2 separate regions of the Mus musculus genome follow, and region 1 is linked to region 2. The links are chromatin loops, found by intact Hi-C in ENCODE. Cell type or tissue: left cerebral cortex. All regions are shown on one strand. Links, peaks and the distances in the headings refer to the core of each region. The heading gives the core; the rest is flanking DNA.

Evidence for each region. Hi-C counts contacts between places; a loop is a spot of excess contacts. Peaks named below come from ENCODE experiments on the same cell type or tissue, not always from the same donor. Only the 100,000 strongest peaks of a DNase experiment are listed, where the experiment ranks them.
Region 1: a loop joins it to region 2, with 4 times the contacts of the local background. A loop is called at or near these places in 3 of 42 quality-filtered maps.

The regions. Positions count from the first base shown.
Region 1 is chr1:162,718,456-162,727,083 of GRCm38, reverse strand. It overlaps Prrc2c (proline-rich coiled-coil 2C), which reads left to right. Exons shown (of 35, transcript NM_001081290.1): 2 at 2,215-2,380; 3 at 3,797-3,974; 4 at 5,545-5,654; 5 at 6,478-6,603; 6 at 8,174-8,394. The coding sequence starts at 2,269. Among named protein-coding and RNA genes, the nearest start is that of Prrc2c, 18 kb to the left of the region's middle. In left cerebral cortex, for the core only: no CTCF peak of the experiment used is centred there; no DNase peak of the experiment used is centred there.
Region 2 is chr1:162,585,416-162,594,043 of GRCm38, reverse strand. It overlaps Vamp4 (vesicle-associated membrane protein 4), which reads right to left. Exons shown (of 8, transcript NM_001356527.1): 5 at 5,748-5,848; 6 at 4,500-4,579; 7 at 1,367-1,418. Among named protein-coding and RNA genes, the nearest start is that of Vamp4, 19 kb to the right of the region's middle. In left cerebral cortex, for the core only: no CTCF peak of the experiment used is centred there; a DNase peak (open chromatin) is centred at 4,341.

The DNA.
Region 1 (8,628 bases), core at 116-8,115, 130 kb before region 2:
AAATTTCTAAGCTCTTATCTCTGCTTAGTGCATGAGGACAATATATTTCCTGGTCACAATTTCTTTGGTATATGGTAAGCACTGAGTAAGTGTACGACTGTAGGGTTAAAACATTTGCTATTGAAGCTCTGTCTAGAAACTTATATGATATTTTAGTATATCAGCAATTAAAAACTGTCTCAAAGATTGTAGTTTGAAGGAATTTGGGTTTTTTGTTTTTTTAATTTATATTTTGACAAACTGCTCCCCAAATTTCATTTATATCTTTTGGAAACCAGCTACTTTCTTTAAAAACATCCGTTCCCCCTATATACCCCATCTTTTGCCTTATAAAATTTTATGCAAAATGTTTGTTTATTTTTGGCCAAAATCTGTTAGAAAATAATATACAGTTGTACAAAATCTAGAAAATACATATGCACCATATCTAATTTCAGTGGAAAATGCCATTTTTACTGGGTTTTCTCAGTCAGAATCTCTCATTTTTCAGACAGAATGATTATTTCTTAATGCTAAAAGCAGGGTTGGGGTGGGCGGCAGTTATTTTAAAAATGTTTTTACAATTGAGTTCTTCAGGTATTTAGGGACCTTAGTGTGAATGATCGTGTATTATTCTTAATATTATACAACTATAGAGGCCTTCTTAAAAATATTTGTATTGCCAGGCAGTGATGGCGCATGTCTTTAATCCCAGCACTTGGGAGGCAGAGGTAGGCAGATTTCTGAGTTCGAGGCCAGCCTGGTCTACAAAATGAGTTCCAGGACAGCCAGGGCTATACAGAGAAACCCTATCTCGAAAAGCCAAAAAAAAAAAAATTATTTTATGTGAATTGGTGTTTTGCTAGTGTGTATGTGTGTGAGGGTGTTGGATCCCATGAAGCTGGAGTTAGAAACGGTTGTGAGGTGCCATGTGGGTGCTAGGAATTTAACCCAGGTCCTCTAGAAGAGCAGTCAATGCCCTTAACCATTGAGCCACCTCTCCAGTCCAGAGGCTCTTTTTATTAATTTTTTTAAATTTCATATGTAAGTACTATATTTACATAATTTCCTCTCCCTCCAATTCTTACTTTCCTCCATTCCCTTACAAATTCATAGCCTCTTGTTCTTTAATTATTTTTTATTAGATATTTTCTTTATATACATTTCAAATTCTATCCTGAAAGTTCCCTATTCCTCCCCCACCCACTCCTGCTTCTTGGCCCTGGCATTCCCCTGTACTGGGGCATATAAAGTTTGCAAGACCAAGGGGCCTGTCTTCTCAGTGATGGCCAACTAGGCCATCTTCTGCTACATATGCAGCTAGAGATACAAGCTCTTTGGGTACTGGTTAGTTCATATTGTTGTTCCACCTAGAGAGTTGCAGACCCCTTCAGCTCCTTGGGTACTTTCTTTAACTCCTCCATTGGGGCCCCTTGTTCCATCTTATAGATGACTGTCAGCATCTACTTCTGTATTTGCCAGGCACTGGCATAGCCTCATACGAGACAGCTATAACAGGGTCCCTTCAGCAAAATCTTTCTGGCATATGCAAGAGTGTTGTTCTTTAATTATTATTGTTACACATATATAATTATAAATAGTGTTGCTCCCATGGACATGTGTTTAGCATTTGACTCCTTGGGATTGGATAACCTATGAGGGTCTTTGTCCCTGGAGAGGACTGATTTCTCCTTCTCTTGGCAGCTGCTAATAGCCTGGAGCTCTTACCAGCATTCCTTCTCATTGGAGTGCCAATTGGTGCAAATTCTATGCTTTTAGAAATTATCTATGTATAAGGCCAGGCATGGTGGTACATACCTTTATCCTTTATCCTGGGCAGAGGCAGGAGGATCTCTGAGATTTCAGTGTTAGCCTCACACACGCACACATATACTCTCTATATATACATATGTATATATATATATAGAGAGAGGCGGAGGGGGCTTTCTTAAAAATATATATATATATTTAAAGAAGGGCCTCCATATATAATATATATTATATATGGAGGCCCTTCTTAAATATTCCTTTATTCAGGCTTAGGGGCTCAGCCACTAAAGGCTATGCTTACAACCAAAAATATGCCTATATTCTATGTAAGTTGAAAATGTGCTCAGAAGAGAAATATAGTTAGGCAGTGGGGTGCAATCTTAAGTAGTTTAGGATGATCAGTTACTGTTGGATGTAGCTAATACTAAAATTTTCTTTTTCTTTTTTCTTGTATGCATTACAAAGACTACTTTTAAGGGGTGTGTCAGGAGGTTTTGGACTAGATGAGTTTCCACCGAAATGTCGGAGAAGTCAGGCCAGAGCACAAAAGCCAAGGATGGGAAGAAGTATGCAACACTCAGTTTGTTTAACACTTACAAAGGAAAGTCCTTGGAAACACAGAAGACTACAGGTGAGTAGATGCAGTAGCCCACGTTATCTGGTTTGTGGGTTTGTTGATGCAAAGACACTGTGTCTAATGTGTATGATTAGAAGCTAGGGTGAACCCGTTTATTTTAGCCTTTTTGTATGTATTCACATTCTTTCCAGGGAATAAGAATTAAATATTTTACCTTTGAAAATTTGTTTTAATTTTTTAATGATACTTAGATGTTGTAGATGTGTGTGTTTGTGTGTGGATATGGGGAAGTGAGTGCAGGTGCCTGCAGAGGTCAGAGCTATGATATATCCCTTTGGAGCTGAAGTTACATAGAGATAGGTGTGACTTAGAACTTAACAGCTACTGTTCTTAACCTCACAGAACTTTGTATATATACACTTCTCTATACACTTGTGTCTATAGGAAAGAAACCATATAAGAGACGAAGAGGGGAGTGGGTGGGTGTGTTCGTGCTACAGGGGGAAAAAAGTCCTGTCTTTTTGACCTGGGTCCCTTGCACCACCAGTACATACAGTGAAAAGTAGAGCATTTGCTGCAGTATTGTGAACATTGTGGGCTTTGTTTGTGGGGTTAGGGGGTGATGAGACAAGGACTTGTTGCTGTGTATTTTAGTTAGGGTTTTATTTACTGCTATGAAGAGACACCATGACCAAGGCAAGGCAACTCTTCTAAGGAAAACATTTAATTGGGGCTGGCTTACAGGTTCAGAGGTTCAGTCCATTGTCAACAGGGTGGGATCATGGCAGCATCCAGGCAGGCATGGTGCAGGAAAGAGCTGAGAATTCTTATATCTTATTCTGAAGGCAGACAGGAGAAGACTGGCTTCCAGGCAGCTAGGACAAGGGTATTAAAGCCTGTATCCACAATGATAACACTTCCTCCAACAGGGCCACACCTCTTAATAGTGCCACTCCCTGGGGCCAAGCATATACAAGCCATCACACTGTGTAACCCTAAAGGGCTTAGAACTTAACAGTGGATCAGGCCAGCCTCCAACATGAAGCTATTTTCCCACTTTCACCTTCCAAGTTGTGTAGTTTGAACTTTCTTCTCTTAACATTTTAAGTTTTTTACTTAAAATAGATTGCCTGAAAACATTTCAAAACTAGCATTTCCCCTTCCCATATTCCCAGTATATAGTGTTCCATATTTAGAAGTTAAGGGGTTCTGGTGGGTGGGTTTGTTTTGTTTTTTGAGACAAATTTTGCTGGGGTCCCAAGATGGCTTAATATTTTGAGTGGATTGTTTACTTTTTACCTTCAATTAATGTTGTAGGTTATAAACTGAGTTTATAGAGCTCTACTTTAACATTGGGGACTAGTCAGAGATTGTTAACTCCTGTTCATGTATATTATTTGTTGAATAAAATGTATAATAGAGTGATGAACAGTAGATGTTCTAAGGAAATTGATGTTACTGATCTTTTAGTTGCAGCTCGACATGGGTTACAAAGTCTTGGAAAAGTTGGTATTTCACGGCGAATGCCCCCACCTGCTAACCTTCCAAGTCTCAAAGCAGAGAACAAAGGCAATGATCCTAATGTGAATATTGTGCCCAAAGATGGGACAGGATGGGCATCGAAACAAGAGCAACATGAAGAAGAAAAGTGAGTCAGAATCTGTTAAGAATAAAACACTTCTCTCATTGTAGGAAACTGCCACCGCTGTGCACTGTTCAGCCAATAGAAACACTCTATGACACTTATAATTCAGAGAGTTCTTCCTCAGATGAAAACACAAGTCAGCTTACTCTTTGATGCCTACTAACTCCAAGAATAGAGTCTTGGACTTCTCTTAACACTATTACTTAGCAAAAACATGAAAAATGAACTTAACATTCTAAGAACAAATCTACAAGCCAACCAATATTTACTGCAAACTATTATCTGAGTGTGGAACCCAGCATTCTGCTTTAATAAGTCCTTGATAAATGAAGAGTTAAAAAGATAATATAGATATTATAACTCTTTTGTGGTGTTATATTTAAAGTGTGAATAGACACATTTAGTGTAAATATATAATAACTGTGTATACACACTTTTAGTCGTTAGGCTCTTTGAGTTCAGTAGCATTAGCCATAAGCACAGATGACAGAGTGGCTAATAAACAGGTTTACTTACACTGCATAGCCTGTACCATACTGCCTCCTCTCCCACCCTGTTCAAACCAGGCCTTCACTTTCTAATGGGAGGAAGAAATTGAGTCAGAAAGAAATAATATTAAAAAATGAAACAAAAATAAGGAATTGGTTCTGTTGCCTAAATTCCAAGATGCCTAAGAATTCTGACTCCAGCTTTGAAACTGCTTGGTGTATCATGGGTGTTTGGGCATTATTTATAAAGTAAGTGGAAAACAAGAATTAGCACTGTCTGCCCCAATCCTTATTCATTCAGTAAATATTTTGTCTTCTGTCTGTCAAGGTTTGTACCAGATTATTAGCTGGGCTAAATACTAAGTAGTTATTGGTCAGTTGGTAGGATTTACATTGTTTGCATGGATCTTATCAAATCTCCATGTTCCTGCTTAATTTCTATAGTATATTCGATCTCCTTTGTAGAAATTTTAGTTTGCTGGAGAATTATTTTATAGTAGAAAGGGAGCTAGGGCTGTGTGTACAAAAAAATAATACCGGCATTCTTTAGTTTCTTGAATAACCTTTTCATTTTTAAGTATTGCTATATTGCAAGGATTGTATAAAACTATAGACTTTTTAATCCTGTTTTATTCATGAGAATGGATTAGACAGATTGCTGTTACATGTTTGAAATGTAATGCAATGATGAATCTATCATCTGACATTTGGAGTTTGCATAGCCTTTGCCCCTAATTATCCCAGTGTAAACTGAATGTCTGCATATACTTACAGTTCTGTTGATAATGTAGTTCTTTAAAACATTATTGGTAGTTACTTTCAGTATCACGTTGTTTTGGTTTCTTTTTAAACAAAATGGAAAACAGGCAGCTGTCATCTCAGTTATTTAAAGGGAGAGATGATTGGGAGAAAACAGACATAACTTTAAAGGTAATGATACAAAGGCAAACCACTTATAAGAGATGCCTCTGTGATTTATTCGTATTAATCCATTTGTAGCCAAACTTAGCAGACTTAATTTACATACATTTAAACATTTTTTTAGTGTGTAATATCTGAAATAATGGATTAATATTTTTTTAAAGAGCACCAGAAGTGTCACCAGCACAGCCCAAACCTGGGGTTGCAGCTCCCCCAGAAGTAGCACCTGCTCCCAAATCATGGGCCAGTAACAAGCAAGGTGGGCAAGGAGATGGTAAGTGGACATGAGCTGGGGGGTCTGGTGAGGGTCAGTGGTTACTGAACAGCCGTGCAGGAAGGAAAGGAAGAGAGCATTGCGAGAGGATATGGTCGCATCCTTGAACTCTATTAGGCTAGTTAAATTTCACTGACAAAAGTCATATGTGATCTAATCTAAGGAGAATCTCTGAGTTATCTTCTGCATTTTAAAGAACATCTATGAATTAAGGAACAACAGACATGGCCTGTACCCTTAACATTTCAATGAATACAAAAACATTGTATATTGATACTGGATTCCTTTCCCTAATTATCCCAAATGTCTTTTACAGAAATCCTCCTAGGATTTCTGGGTAGTGAAAATTAGAGAATGATCATAAAGCACAGTAGCTATAATACTTCTAAAAAATGGACACATATTTCATGTATAGTGAGTTGCTATTTAGTGGTAAATCAAAGTAGTAAATGAAATGAAAACATCTTAGCCTTGTTCGGGACTTGGTGTTTAGTCAAAGTATATTTCAGTAATCCAATCTAAACTAGTTGTTAAAAGATTTTAGCAGAGAAGTTGGTCTTCAGTAGTAGGAGTCATAATGAAAGAGAAACAAACACTCCTGCAACATGTCTGAAAGGTTTCTCTCAGGGTTTTGTGTCCTCATGGCTGTTCAATAACTTTTCAAGGGCTTAGGTACAGTTTATACGATTTATTGATATAAACAATTATTATAATGTAGAATAATTAATTCATCAGAAAAAAGCAAGAACTCTATCCTGGGAGGGTTACTTGAATTATCTTCATTATAAAAGTTAACTTAATGTGTTTTTGAAAAAATGTTTAGGAATCCAAGTGAATAGTCAATTTCAGCAGGAATTTCCCAGTCTGCAGGCAGCTGGAGATCAGGAAAAAAAAGAAAAGGAAGCAAATGATGAAAACTATGGACCTGGACCCAGTTTACGCCCTCCAAGTAAGAATGCTTTCTACATGTTTTGTCTTACAATGTCACCTCATGTGTGTTCCTGTGTATTTGCCTGCTTTGTAGAGACTAGTGTTGTATTCACTTAAAACAGATTTTTTTTTTTGTGCCAACAATAGTACTGCTGTAACTGTAGAGCTTGTTGGAAATGTATAATTACATCTGATTTAATCTGTAAGTCAAAATTTGTAAGGTATCCAGGTATCTTCTTTGTAAATAATAGGTGATCCTTTTGTCCTTATCTTTGCCCTGTTCATTCCCTATTCCCTTCCCTCTTCTCCATATGCATGTATCTGCCTCAGCCTCCCATGGCTTGGGATTATAGGCATATGCTACTGTGCCTAGCTGTCCATATCCATATACACACATACTATCTATCTAGAGAGATTGGTTTGTTTTGGTTTTAACATATTTTCCCCATTGTGTAAGATCTACCCATTTTTATTTTTATTTTTTTAATATACTTTTGTTTGTATTCCATGATTCTTTGCTTTCTGGACTCAAAATGAAATATTTTGGATAATGAAGGTTACTTTATGTGCATTATAAAGCATAAAATAAAAAAAGAAATAAATTTTTGAGACACATGTAAATGTTTTAGCTTCATGTTGTCATCATGAAACATTTCAACAGACTATATCTATGAGATTCCTCTAGCAAAATTTTATAGGTTTATATTTTAATGTTATATACATTGCATTTTACATTTTAACCTATTTCTTGTCAATATTCCTTGTCAAACTTACATATATCATAAATTTTTGTTTAACCTTTATAACATAATCAATTACTCATTAAAATTGGATCAGCTCCACTATTTCTTCAGTTAGTTACATTTTGACCCAAAAGTTATCTATTGTCTCCTAATAAATGTGGCAGCTTGAGTCAACAAACTGAACCCAACACATGACCTCCCACCATTTCTGAAGGAATCCAAAAGAGGCCTGGTTAAACGTTGTGACTAAAGGATTCTCTCAAAGCCCCCTTTGCTGTTACTGTTCATGACGTGCCTTCCCCAAAATACGTGATGGGGAGAGGCTAATATGAAAGAGTGGACTGTTTTCTAGAAGGGGGATATTTGTCTCTTAATAGTCTGTTCAGGATTTCCTTAAAACCAGAGTGGTTTTACTTGATTAAAGATGTAAACAAGATAATGTCACTGAATCTGCTCCTCTGGTCCCATGTAATTAGTAAGAGTTGACTAAAGTAAATGGATGTGAACATCCCCCATCAGCTTTTCTGAGTTGTATAGAATTTCACTTATCTTCCTTCCTTCCCTCTAGATGCCTACCTGACAGTCCAAGTGAGAATAGTGGTTTTTGAACCACTACAGAAACACTGACAAAGCTTTATACAAGCGCTGATAACCCTCCTTTCATGGGTTGTCATGGCTGCCTGACATAGAGCCTTTCTGCTTCACAATCTATGACTCTAGTCTGCATTACAAGACAGCAAATCCCCACTCTTACTGTACTTGGTGGCATTTTCTTAAAATATGCTAAGCTTGCTGTTGCTGTTATGTTACTAATATTTTCTTAATCCTTTTTGTCCTCCATCCCAGATGTTGCTTGCTGGAGAGATGGTGGTAAGTCTGCTGGGTCACCTTCCTCTGATCAGGATGAAAAGCAACTTGGCCAGGATGAAAGCACGGCTATAACATCAGAACAAAATGATATTCTCAAAGTGGTAGAAAAGAGAATAGCTTGTGGTCCTCCACAGGCCAAACTGAATGGACAGCAACCTGCACTTGCTTCTCAGTATAGAGCTATGATGCCTCCATATGTGAGTATTGCTAAACATGGCAATCAGTCAAAAGAATATTCTACTCTGGGACTCAAGAAATGGGGAAGATGTAGATCTTTGGTCTCAATAGCATCTAACTAAAGTCTGATTGTGAGAATAGTGAGGTAAACAAGTCACATGCCTCAGTAGCACAAGTAGCTTTATCATGTTAGACCACATATTTTTACAGCATATTAAGTCCCTGCTCTTAGGAGCCAAAAGCAGGTTGAACAC
Region 2 (8,628 bases), core at 364-8,363:
GGTATCCATCTTGTTATCTGTTCTACCAAGTTATCATGAATGAATATGGTGAATACTGAGCAATATTCCTAGGAAAAATACAGGGTTAAGTTCCCATGAGCCTCTGGCTACTACACTTATTAATACGCAATCTTGTCTTAAGTGTTTCTGTTAAAAGGCATCATGTTTAATAGATATCATCAATTAAACATTACCGTGAAGTCAAGGCCAGTAAGTAGCACTGCAGCTCATGCCTGAGCACTCCCTAACCCACACACTTTCTGTTAAGGCGGATCACAGCCAGCTGACACTTAGTAATGGGGACAGCATTTCTAGACTATCCTTGCGGTCCATCTTAAACCATAAAGTCAACATATGTGTGGACCATGCAGTCTACGAAAAAGACATTGGTGATGCAATGAAAGCTGAAATAAAAAGGCAGATCTGCATTTGACCCCAGCTAGAAACCTGTGGGTCAAGGGAGTCGAAATTCTTCTCGCTCTGAATGCATCTGCACATGACTATGGAAGTAACGTGAGCACTAACACAGGGCTTACAAATACACTGCAACTAGAGAACAAATTCACACAATAACCTAGATGATGACACTAGATTGTATTTCTTTATAAAATTCTCTTTTAAAAAATAGTCATAAAAATTTTCAATTTTTCTAGTTTCAATTTTCTAGTTCTTCATAAAATCTCTGTAAACATAAGAGACCTTGAAGAAAGGTACTTACAAAAAATGATCTGACTTTGAAAAGAATATTAAAGAAAATCAGAGAAGGAGTTATACTTTCAGAACTAAAATTCAGTTCAAATCTATATGCACACATATAAAATCATCTGAAGAAATTAACTGGGTTTGTCTCTCAAATACAACAATAAACAGAAAATTGTATTTTGGTCCCAAGTATAATACTTACCAGATTTAGCCTTAAAAAAATAAATTAAAAAAAAGACCAGCTGAGTTTTGTGCTGTGTCTTGGGTGTGGCTGAGGGGCAGGAGAGGGAGTATCCTTTGAGAATCTAACAAAACTTATAGACTCCCTACAGAAATGCACACATAATCACATAAGTTATACATTTTAAAAGCATTTTTCAGAGATTGACAGATTCTAGGTAAAAGGTTGGCTCCTTAGTCAAGTCATGCCATTATTCAACGTTGAAATTCCATATATTAGGTTAACTAAAATTAAAAGGAATTAAACTGATTTTTAACACAATACCCTAGCCAGAGGCCAACCTGAGCTACATAGTGGCATCTAGGACAGCCTGGGCTACATAGTGAGACTATGTCTCTGGGACAAAAAAAATCAAGACCAAATTAAACCCTAAACCTTACAAAACACAATAGCCCAAGAAACAGTGATCCAGTAAATACTTACTGATAATCATTAGCAAAAGGATCGCTGCAGCCAAAGCCATGATGGCTTTTATCTAGAACACACAAAAAGGCAAATGAAAGAGTTGACGTGTTAATACAGACAAGACTATCTGTTCTTCTACTTACTAGTCTCCACAGCTTCATTAATAAACAGGCACATTCACTGAGAGGGGTCCAATTCTCTACTTCTCACATGAACATGATGGTTGTTCTGTATTCTTGTATAAATAGCCAAAACTGTTGTGTTGGATGTCACTACCTGAGGCTGTACTATACAGTAAGCAGCCAACAGACGCCTTCCCAGGGCTGGGCCTGCTTCTAATGTGAGACACACAACTGTACTTTCTGCAGTTCCTCCACTCAGGACTAGATGAGAAACCACAGGCCATGTATTATTTATGTAAATGGTCCTGTCTTATCTGCAGTTATGTTCCCTATAAATGTGCTCTCGCCCCATGAATGCCTGAACCCATGGATCATACCAAATCCTCTACATGGAGTTGTCCCTATATAGGCAATCTATGATAATAAATTGATAAATTATATAGAAGAGACTAATAACCAACAGCAAAATGGAATGAGTGTATAGTAAGGCAAAATGAATTTGGTGGTTCTCTTCTAAAAGCCATGATAAATAGTTCACAGCTCACTGTGGATAAGCAACAATATAGACAATATGGCAAACAACCATGGAGCAGGGACTGCTATCAATATGGCATCAGGCTCCATGGGGGACAGTTACACACGGCAGCAGGTGCCATGGCAGTTTTCTGAGTACCCGAGAGTTGTTATCTCAGCTTACTTCCTTCACAATGTTTTAATCGCCATTTTTAGGACTACATTTTCTTTATGAATAATTATACTTAAATAACTTGAGAGTATGGACAATTTCACGTGAGAAGGAGAAGCCTTAAGATCACACTGTAGTCAGCCGCTTGACACTTTAAGCTCATGTTATCTTTCTACATGGAACTGCCACAATCACCATTGTATTGTCTTTTAAAATCATACATTATATAAACTAATTTTATCTCCTTGATGAATCAAAAGCCTTGCTTTCGTTCACCATTTTCATTGTACATAACTAAAAATGGCTGTGGCTGCCAGGCACGAGTGATCATGCCTTTACTCCCAACACTCGGGGCAGGGAACTCACTGGAAATCTCTGCGTTCAGGGCAGCCAGTCTTAAAATAAGTCACTGTTCTAGTGGACCAGTGCATAAGAATGTACTAGACCATGAAAGAGTGAAGTCCAGTGTGTGAGCCTCCACAGCTTCAGAGTGGCTGTTCTAACTACACACAAGGCCATCAAGATATATTGCCTAATTTTGTGTGTGATTTATTTTTATTTCCAAGATTTTATAAGGTTCATTTGAAAAATTTTAAAAAATCAGTATATTCAATATCATAAAAGGCTGATTCATTCTAGTGAATTAAATGTTAAATTCTAGGAATTAAATGTTTTAAACATAGACTGACTGCTAACACTTCGTGACATTGTAGCCGTGACACCAACAAAGTCACGCAAGGAATATACAAAAAGCTTTGGAATTTAGATATAAAAGCCCAGGTTTTTAATTATAACTTAAAAATATAAAAAGTCTTGAACCTGAGCTTACACTAAAATATACTTCAATTCTTTATTTAACCTAAAAATATTTTCTAAATAACATGGAATTTAAGAGTAGCTTTCCTAAAACATATATTAATGTGTCCTATTAATATAAAATTACTAGGCTGAACTTTACAAAATGGAAATGGAAATATCAAGAAAAGTGTAAAGAGCCTGTACTGAAACGTCTGCTCGTCCTCGGGTTTCTAACTTGGGGCAGCGCCCATCTATCTAACACTGTCATAGACAGACACAGTCCTACCACTGCTCAAAGCTCTTTCATTATCAGCGGCAGCCCATTACCACCCCACACCCTTCCCCCAGTGGCAGCCTCTGATATCTTTTTTTCCAATCTCCTTTTTTATAATAGCCTTCCTAAATCACTACGATGAAAGTCAATCCAAAAAATAGGAGGCCTGGGGCACCTCCCCAGATGAGCAGGAACACCGTGACTGATAGTGTAGGAGGAGACTGAAGAAACAGAACCCTTAGGGAGGAGGCACTTGCTACTGATATAATGCTGTTTATTAGATGCTGGATGCTATCCGTGGTCCACAAAGTTAAACTAAGGCCTTGCCTGTTTAAAAAACCATCCTATATATATTTAAATCTCTTTAAAACATTAGAGGAGGAGGCAAAGAAGAAGAAATGAAAGAAAATACAAAATTTATTCTCTGAAGCAAACAAAAATAAATGGGAAAAAAATTCATTGTGAAGAGAACAATGAAACTTGTCCTCCTTCACTTCTATTTCTGGGAACAGAATATTTCACAGGTAAATCATGTTTCATGTTTTCTCTTCGAAGACATGTTTTCGAAGAGATCCTTACCATATAGCAAAGTTGGGTTTAGAAAATTATTGCTGAACCCTAAAATGAGGGGTTAAAAACAATAAATCCATGTTTAAGGATTTTGGCAAAATAAAAACACATACCTAGATTCAAGATGAAAAAGGAAACACTTGTTCTCATGACATAATTGTTTTTGAAAAATCAAGATATTTTTCATGATTGTTCATATTTAAGAGAGAAATTCATTTCTGCAGAAATATTAGTATGCAGTGATTCCATTTGTCCTTATTAAAATTTAATTATGAAGGAATAAAATGAGTCTTTTTCCTTAATCTTTTGTTAGGAGAGTCTCTGGCATACAAACTGCTACTGTTTTTCCCACTATGAAAATAAAACAAAATCACACTTTCCTCAAATTTTCATTCTCATCAGAAAACAAAAAACAAAACACCAAATTCAAACCCACTCTGTACACAGTGAACTGTTCTCCAAGAGCTAGGAAGAAGTGGAAGTGGGTCTAAGAAGGGCACGTGTTTGTCACCACGTGTCCAGATGCTGAATCCCTACCAACGCAGGGCCCTTTGATGGTGAGAGCTGAGTGCAGCCTTTCAGGCACTGCCCTGCTCCTGTTTCCTAGGGGAGGAAGCTTTGGGCAAGGCCCTTCCAGTGTTTGTCCTCACAAGCTCAGAGACTCGCTGCTGCCTCGCTGCCCCTCCCCCACCCCTCACTTACTTTGCATCCACGCCACCACATTTGCCTTCGAAGCTGTTTGGATCTGTTGCTGAAAGCGGTGGCATTATCCGATAAGCTTTCTATATCACACAGGGTAGAGAGAAGGATTAAATGACATAACAGCATTCTTTTATATAGTCATACAAAGATAAACAGTAATACTACTTCTTAAAATTTGGTTCCCACAGAGTCTGTCAGTCTCCATTAAAACAAACAAACAAACAAACAAAACAAAGGAAAACACAGTGGAAGGTCAGTTTGTCAACTCTCCCACCCTCACCCTGACACCCACTCATGATTTCCAGAACTCTTCTTATCCACGAACTTAGTTCTGGTAAGAAAATAAGAGTTTAAAAATAAGCTGGACACAGAGCCTGACGACCTAAGTTTGACACAAAGAGCCCCACGTGATGGAAGGACAGAGTCAAGTCCCTAGCTTCCACATGCACACAATTAATGTAATAAAAGTTTTTAAATTAGGGGCTGGGGATGCTGCCCATGGGCAGATCCCTGATGTACACACTAGATCCCACACCAGAAACAAAATAAATACTTTGGCACATCTCTAGAAAAAATTTGCACACAAAAAAAAATTTTAATTTTTAGAAAACAAAGATAACTGATTTTGAGTGAAAAAAAAAAATCAAGCAAATCTATCAAGAATGAATCTGGCATACAGCTATTCACCATTAACACAGCAAGAAGGGCTAACATGTGCCAAGAGCCATTACAGGCTCAGACTAACATCTGCCTGTAAACAACAGTTGCTAAGTTTCCAGGGAAGCGTAAGTCATCATCCAAACAATACGCGAGGTCCAAGTGTGCTAGGAATCATGGGCACAGAGACTAACATCTGTGGGAAAATACAGACTACCTGAGTACCAGGGAAGACTAAATAGAAATAGCAGGCAAGTTTAAAAGGAGTACTAAAAAAAATGGATTAGATTTTAACATCTTGACATCCGAAGAAACACAAAGTGCATCAATATGACAGGGCAAGAGAAAAGAGGATTTAACTTTTTGGCAACGAAGTTTTAAACTCTCCATTCTTGTCTCAGTAAGAAGTAAACAGTACAATAATTTACATTAATGGGCAGAAACTAAGCCATGGAAATCCAGCTTAAGAACTGAATGTTGATCTCGGAAGCCACGATTCCTGAACACGGGCGGGTGGGCGATCAGACAAACGGAAAGTAAGCATTAGCTACACACAGTCACAACATCAAGAAGGGCAGCGAGTGGCTGTACCTGATTTGTCCTGTAGTTCATCCAGCCTCTCTCCTCTTTCAATTACCTTTGTAATATTCTCTTGCATTACATCAATAACTTCATCCACCTGATTCTGAACACTAGTTTGAAAAAAAAGGTAACATTTATTCTTCTTTTAGAAAACCCCACACTTTTAGAACTTTTACTAGATGTGGCAAATTCTCAGAGAACTGAGAGTTGTCATTAAACTATAAAAGTAAGCAGCGTTCTTCCATTTCTGGGTCTGAATAGCCAAGTAATTAAGGACAAAAGATACACTTTAAAGTAATACTTAACTGACAGCTTATTTTTAGTCTTGATTCTATCTTCAATGTAGCTCACAAGCAAACCAGACACTGACAGAATGCTCAGTGTGACTCTAAATGTTTCATCTTCTTGTCAGTAAAGTAGTGAAAGACTAGTTAAAACTAGTAATCAGAGTCCACCTTCCTCTGCAACGCACTCCAGCCACAAGACTTACCACGTGCTTCACCGGGTTTACTGAAGGCTAATGAGAAATAGCTAGTTCCCAAAATGGAAACGTACAGCACCCCTCTGAGCCACAGGATACCCAATGGATGTAACTCTTCAGTGCTCATTAGTTTTCTCTTCAGCCTAGGCAAGATTCAAGACAACTTGGAGCACCAAAGAATATTGGGAAATGCTCACTAATAGGCAAAAACAAAACAAAACAATTCAGTGTATAAATGAAGATGTTCTCCTCCTTATGTGATGGGAGCCTCTTCTAATCACACTCAGAGTGGTTAATGAAAACTGAAACAAGCTGAAGAATTAGTCAGATGTTCTCAGCTATCTGTCATTTAGGAGTTACCTCCTACAAAAACACAGACATACTTGCATGTCTAGTATTCCTCTGATGTTCTATCCATAGACAAATATCTATCTTAAATTACTTTATATAATAATATTTAAATAAGAAACATTAAATAAGAAATATATAAAAAGATAAATAAAGTGAATCTCTGGTCCTTATAACTCAAAAAATGTGTAAAGCATAATAACTATTAGCAACTATATACACATAGAAACCCACATATATTTAAGCAAATAAGAATATGTATTTGTCATTGTGGGTATGTGTATGTGTGTGTGTGTGTGTGTGTGTGTGTGTGTGTGTGTGTGTGAGAGAGAGAGAGAGAGAGAGAGAGATCATCCGTCCTGTCCTACACTATTCCCCGCAAATTAGCCCAGTCATACACAATTATGAAAAAAGTGCACTATCCTTTATTTGAGCTAGTCAAGGTCGGTGCTTTAAAAACAAGGTGAGGGCCCACTCAGACATAGGTGATGTAGAGGCAGTGCCATCACATTTTAGGAGCAATTACTATGACTGATCAGCTCATCTCTCACCTACGTTAGAAACATTACATATACCCATGAATTATCTACAGTCTTCAGGATTCATCACAGCTTCCCAGAGTTCTCCATCCACACATTATTCTACTGAAGGCTGTAAGGCTAGCTAGCTCAACCAAGCAGGGATGTGCATAAAGATCTGACATGCCTGCTGAATCTCCAAGAGATGTATATCCAATTATCCAAACAGAGGACAAAAGATGTTTATTCTACTAAAGAACAGTGGCATGAATATTTATGTAACTACTCACATGTACAACTAACACACTTTATTAATCCTAAAGCTAAACACAGCCAGTTCAGTCACACCGTTTTTTTTTTTTTTTGTTTTTTTGTTTTTTTCATTTAGGGACTGAGCAGGAAGTGAGAGTGCCTATGGATTTACTGACCACAGGCTTATGGTGGAGTACTGTAAATGTCTGTGTTGGGTAAGTTAACACTTAGGGTGTGTAAAAATGACCTAGTATCTAGAGAGCTGTAAAGCAGTGACAGGAAACCCTCTAACCACTAAAAATGAGAGCAAGTCTGTGCTCACAGCAAATGCTGGTGCGAATGCAGTAAGGCGAACCCTTATACTATTGGTGGGAATGTAAATTAACATAGCCAATACAGAAATCAATGTGGACGTTCTGGAAAAAAAAATTAAAAATATTCACAGGTATGTTGCTGTCCACCTAGACCTAGTATTTGAATGGAAGAGGAGGACCAGGCATTCAGGGTTATCCTCAGCTACATATGAGTCTGGGGTAAGCCTGGGCAGTCGTGACATTTTCAGGTAGTCATCTGTATATTACACAAATGTTGACTAGTAAGACAGAAATGAACAAAATATTCTGTGGCTGCTACACACAATCTGACAGATTATAGTTATTATGGATATTAATGTGCCATACTATACATGATTTTAAAATAAAACCAAAAGATTGAAGAAATAGTCATGTGTCCAAACTGCTGTAAGCAAAAGACTCCATGGGTCAAGGCAAACTGCAGCAACCCCTGGCACCCCCCACCTTTCCCCAATGAAATAGGTTTGGATATGACTTTTTCTTGAGTGCACTTTGAGCATATCCATCCCCTGTACTGTCTATTTTCACCCTCTCTCCCTGCCTTCTCTCATTCCTATTCTCCTCCTACCTGTGTCCATTTCACCCACCAGACTCCACACAAGAAACATGTGGCATTGTCTTTAGGATAACATAACATACATATATAACTTAACACAGTAATCCCCAGTTCCTCCCACTTTTCTGTAAATGTTATTTATTCTTCTTCACATCTGAATCAAAATTCATTTGCTGCCAGGTGTGGTGGTGCATGCCTTTAGTCCCAGAACTCAGGAGGCAGCGACAGGAGGATCTCTGTGAATTCAGGCCAGCCTAGTCTACAGAGTGCATTCCAGAACAGCCAAGGCTACACACACAGAGGAACCCTGCAACTCCACTTGCTGATGGGCGCCTAGGCTGGCCCCATAACTTTGCTCTTACGGAGGCTGTGATGAAAGACA